Regions from separate parts of the Homo sapiens genome. Here region 1 is linked to region 2. The links are chromatin contacts, found by Hi-C or POLR2A ChIA-PET in ENCODE. All regions are on one chromosome and are shown on one strand. The core of a region is the stretch at or near the end of the contact, and the rest is flanking DNA. Distances in the headings are between cores, read along the strand shown.

Region 1 (2,700 bases), core at 60-2,559, 630 kb after region 2:
AGATAATGGCCTCCAGCTCCTTCCATGTCCCTGCAAAGGACATAATTTTGTTCTTTTCATGGCTGCATAATATTCCATGAAGTATATGTACCAGGTTTTCTTTATCCAGTCTATCATTGATGGGCATTTAGGTTGATTCCATGTCCTTGCTATTGTTAACAGTGCTGCAATGAATATATGCATGCATGTGTCCTTATAATAAAATAATTTATATTCCTTTGGGTATATACCCAGTGATGGGATTGCTGGGTCAAATGGTATTTCTGTCTTTAGGTATTTGAGGAATAGCTATATTGCCTTCCACAATGGCTAAACTAATTTACACTCCCACCAGCAGTGTATAAGTGTTCCTTTTTCTCCACAACCTTGCTGACATCTGTTTTTTTCACTTTTTAATAATAGCCATTCTGACTGGTGTGAGATGGTATCTCACTATGATTTGGATTTGCATTTCTCTGATGATCAGTGATATTGAGCTTTTCTTTAAATTACTGCTGGCCACATGTATGTCTTCTTTTGAAAAGTGTCTGTTTGTGTTCTTTGTCAACTTTCTTATGCAGTTGTTTAATCTTAACATTTTGAAAGGCTGAGATGGAAGGGTCACTTGAGCCTAGGAGTTTGAGACCAGCTGGCCAACACAGTGAGACCTCATCTCTACAGAACAAAATTAAAAAATTAGCCAGATGTGGTGGTGCACACCTGTAGTCCAAGCTACTAGAGAGGCTGAGGCAGGAAGATCACTTGAGCCTGGGGAGCAGGCAGTGGGGGGACGTTGCGGGGGATCGAGGCTGTAGTGAGCTGTGATCGTACCTCTGCACTACAGCCTGGGCAACAGAGCAAGACCTTGTCTCAAAACAAAACAAAAACGAAAAGCAAACAAGCAACACTGGCAAAGCCAGTACCCCATTGCAAATAATCATAGGGATCTTTCAAATTTTATTTTGCATGAAAAGATGCAGGGGTCCATGAGGCCCCATCTTTGTCTTCAATCTAAACTTCGCCGGGAATCTTTCTAACAATCTCCCAGAACACATGGCCTAGGGAGAGATTGCAATGCTATTTCTGTTAATGCAATATATAGCAGTAATGCTGAAGGAGGAAGGTCAGGATTTTAAAAGTTAGTACATCTGGGCTCACTCTCCTTGGGCAGAGACAAGCCTTTGCAAAAGGACTAGTAACTGTTGGTCTTTCACTCATGCCACAAAAGGGAAGTGACCACACTCAGAATTGTGGAATTTCAGCTTTGGAAATGACTGAAGAGTTGAAACTGTTCAACTTTTACTGATAGTTGAAATCCCCTCTAAAGCATCTCCTCCAAATAGGTGCTGAGCCATTGCTTGATTATCTCCAGTGACAGGAAACTTACATCCTGTTGAGCTCTACAATTGAACAGCTCTGTATTTTTTTTTTGGCTGAGCTATAATTGACTTGTGATTTCCACCCACTAATTCTAGTTACATCCTCTGACACCACACAGAAGTCAGTTCAACAAATCTGCCCACTTCCCCCATGACAACTCTTCTTTGATTTGAACAATGTGAACATTTCCTCTTAGAGAAGAAACTGAATCTTTCATTTACTCCCTACAGTATGCTAGACAGTTTAAACCGTTACCTCCCATCATCCTATTAGTATCCTATGGGTTTGGAATTACTCAATGTTCATTAGCCAACTAAGGCTCAGACAGGTGGAATTCAGCAAGGCCACCCAGCTTAGAGGTGACAGGTCAGGAATTTAGGACCAGCCCTGGAAAGCCCAGGTACCTTCCATCATTTTCTGCTGCTTCCCAGAACAAAGGAGCCTGGAAAGCCTCCTGCACTTAATACCTTTCAGGTGCTGTGAACTTTAACCAGGACTGAAACTGAGCCAGACAATCTTTACTTGTGTCCTCAGCCCTGTGTCCTCAGTCTTCTAAATTGTCACTTTCACCTTTACATACAAATTAAATATCAAGCCTCTAGCCCTTCATACCACAAGAAATCCAATACTTTGGAGGATTTTAGGGAAAGATTACCTCTTCTTGCCAATTGACATTTCACTCTCCAAGCTCCTTCTTCAGCTTCTCACCAGTCACCATTGGCTTCCTTGTCAACTGTTCTAACAAATGTCATCTTTTCACACCTTTTTATTAGGATCATGGAATCAGCACTCCACCTCTGACCTGTTCACTCTCTCTTGCTTCAGTGACACAAAGCTGTTGTGTAGCAGTTTTTATTTAAGATTTGGTTGATGGAAGGGACACAGAATAGGAAACATCTTAAAACTGCAAATCAGCCATAGTGATGTAGTCTGTGGCCATCTAATATTCAAGAGATTCCCTTGCCTTTGGCCTCTTTCCCATAGTCTACTCTTTCTAAACAGAGTTCCTTATCTAATCTTATCACCAAAGCACTTATCCTTTCAACCTTCAAGGGGAAGTAGGAGTCTCTTCATATGCACATATTCTAGAAATCTCTGCCTAAGGAAGAGAGCACTGTGTGTTATTACGCAAAGGAATGCATCTCTTCATTGATTTAGCTCACTCTTCCAGTATGATCCTGGACCCAGCCCTTGCATAATAACCAAAATGCTGATAAATGTGTTTTTCAAACAAAGGAGCAGCTTTCTCTCGAATAATTCTACCTATTTCTCCTGGCAGAGAAAATATTTGCAGCCAGCATAAAAAAGTAAATAAATAAAAAATAAAGTAAATGGATGAAA
Region 2 (2,700 bases), core at 197-2,696:
TTTCTTCCCTTTTTTTGTGTCTTTCTACCTTGTCCTTCTCCTCCCCTCCTCTCTTTTCCCTTCCCTTATATTCTGTTTTCTTACCGTTCGTCTCCTTTTCTCTCTCCTTCCCTCCCTCCCTCCCTTGCAATACTTTCCTACCTTTCATACTTTCTTTATTATATTTTTAGTCTCTTGTCTTTAGCTTAATATGGGGCTCAGTGGCCAGGCGTTTACATAATATTGTGGGTCCTTGAAACATCAGGTCTTGGACACCTAGTCTCAGCTCTGAATTGTCAGGTTCCTGCTGATATACTTTCTGGGTCCACTGTTGCTTTGTATTTAATACTGGAGGTTGTGATAACATTGTCCAGCTTCAGGAGGCCATGGTAGCGCAGGAGGGATGCATGTGTTGTGTAGTTCCTTGTCTGGAATGCAGGGTGACAGGAGGTTGGCTTGTGTACACATGTTCATCTCCTTGGGCTACTGGAGAGGGAGTCTTTATTTTGGTGGGGTGCTCCTAAGAGCAGTGAGCTCAGAGCCTCTGTCTTGAGACTTGCTGTGTGTTTTCTTGGCCTCCCAATGCTCCTGGCATAAGTGACATCCCTGCTTAGGACCCTACACTCATGATTTCAGGCAACCTTTCTGCCTTCCTTTTGGCCCCTGCCTCTCCACCCCATGTTCATATTCTTCATCCCAGGTGCAGTGCCACCCTGCTGGCTACCTCTGCCAGGCAGCATCCTTCATGCTTAGCTCAAATTCCACCTTCTCAGAAACATCTGACTTCACATTTGGTGTCAGTCTCTCTCCTCCTCCATTTCCCATCACACAGTTTGTACTTTCAGAGATACTTTCATACACCACCTTGTATTCAATGGGTGGTATCTGTTTCTGAGTTCTGATCAGAGGGCAGACATCTCTGATCCTTTGGAGGCTAGCTCAGTAGCTGGCATTTATAGGCACTCTGTAACTGTTAAATTGAATTACTGAGGAGGCCTGAGGGGTTGGAAGGTCAAATGCAGTTAACCCAGGGAACTAGAAGGGCCCCTGGGAACTTGGTTTTGGAGCATGGCTTTTATGAGCAGCTATCAGCTTTTCCCCAGGCTCCTTCTTAATCCTGTCTCTCTAGAGGCACAAGGAGAGGTGGTGTTTGCTTAAGATGCTGGTGGCATTCCTAGTGAAGTTAGGTCAGAATGTGCCATCTCTTCTTTAGCTCTCAACTTCTTAGAGTGTCAACCCTCCTCATATTGGAAAAGCTTAGCTTTTAAAAAGGAGAAAGTGGTTTACATGATGACCTCTGAATTTTTGACTTTGATTATTAATCTTCTTGAAGAAGACTTTGCAGTTGCCCCTGTTACAAGGAAAGCAGACATGCCAAGTTGCTGCATTTGTGAAATTGAATGAAATTCTGGCTGCGTTTTATGGCTCTGACCTTTGGGAACAGTCCAGGGTCAGACTGCTCACATGATGTGCTTGATAAATCCGCCTCCCAACAGCACTGTTGAGATCTTAACTAGAATTGCTACTTGCGAAACACCTTTTTCTGACTTGCAGTTCAGATTCTGCATGTACTGCTGACTACTGCTTCTAGTGGCTCATTCAGATAAGTATGCTATATATTAGGTAGAAAGAGGATGCGTGATACTAAGGAAAGAGAAAAAGAGCCAGCCCAGGACACTTGGGTTCCAGTGCTAAGTCTGCAAGAGACATGTTTGACATGGGGCCTTAGTTTTCAGATCTATAAAATGGAGACACTAATCATTATTAGGAAGGGTTGTCAGGAGTTCGAGACTAGCCTGACCAACACGGTGAAAGCCCATCTCTACTAAAATACAAAAATTAGCCAGGCGTGGTGGTACATGCCTGTAATCCCAGCTACTCAGGAGGCTGAGGCAGGAGAATCGCTTGAACCCAGGAGGTGGAGGTTGCAGTGAGCCGAGATTGCGCCACGGCACTCCAGCCTGGGTGACAGAGCGAGACTCCATCTCAAAAAAAATAATAAAAATAAATTAATAAAACAAAAAGAGCTCCTCCTATGAAAGCTCTGGAAACATCCTCCACCAAACTGGTTGCACTTCTCTAGGCACAATATGGTTTATATCCTTCTAAAATCAGCATCTCGGCCGGACGCAGTGGCTCACGCCTGTAATCCCAGCACTTTGAGAGGCCAAGGTGGGCAAATCACCTGACCTCAGGTGATCCGCCTGCCTCGGCCTCCCAAAGTTGTTGAGATTATAGGTGTGAGCCACTGTGTCTGGCCAGGAGGAGCTCTTACAGAGCTGGAAGTATTTACTCAGAGAAAGATGGAGTTAGAAGGGAAGGTTGAGAATGAGAGACAAGTTAGTGTTTATTCAAGGTGGAGGTGCACAGGCCTAATGTAGGACAACGGCAAGTGGGTTGGAGAAGAGGGGCTTACGGGAAGGATGGGCAGGAGAAATGGGATGGGACCCAGGAGGCCCAAGGGGGAGGTGGAGGATTCAAGTCAGAGCTTCAGATGCTGGGTCTGGAGACACTTTCTGAATGCCTAGGAGGTAGCTGTGGTGTTTTGCAGGATAAGAAAGACAGAGGCTTTCTGTAGCTACCATCCTGCTAGGTGAAATGAAGGGATGGTCTGGGATGTGTGTGTATGTGTGTATGTGTACCCACATACGTGCATGTGTGCATGAGTGTGTATTGGTAACAGAACCAAGGAGATCAGGGACTTACCCAAGGCCATACAGC

Evidence for each region. Hi-C counts contacts between places; a loop is a spot of excess contacts on that map. ChIA-PET counts read pairs that join two places held with the same protein, here RNA polymerase II (POLR2A). Pooled maps may share reads with other maps.
Region 1: a pooled map shows a loop between it and region 2 (9-fold over the local background). The contact joins two enhancer-like sites. A Hi-C loop is called at or near these places in 1 of 168 maps with a recorded cell type or tissue (naive thymus-derived CD4-positive, alpha-beta T cell) and 9 of 50 pooled maps. POLR2A ChIA-PET finds 5 or more read pairs at or near these places in 1 of 52 experiments (activated CD4-positive, alpha-beta T cell).

The regions. Positions count from the first base shown.
Region 1 is chr3:188,915,847-188,918,546 of GRCh38, forward strand. No RefSeq gene overlaps it. Among named protein-coding and RNA genes, the nearest start is that of TPRG1-AS1, 30 kb to the right of the region's middle. Within about 2 kb of position 1,310, at least 5 of the 41 ENCODE cell types and tissues checked have a DNase peak (open chromatin) inside an H3K27ac peak, as active enhancers do.
Region 2 is chr3:188,282,010-188,284,709 of GRCh38, forward strand. All of the region lies in intron 2 of LPP (LIM domain containing preferred translocation partner in lipoma), which reads left to right. Among named protein-coding and RNA genes, the nearest start is that of FLJ42393, 100 kb to the left of the region's middle. Within about 2 kb of position 1,447, at least 7 of the 41 ENCODE cell types and tissues checked have a DNase peak (open chromatin) inside an H3K27ac peak, as active enhancers do.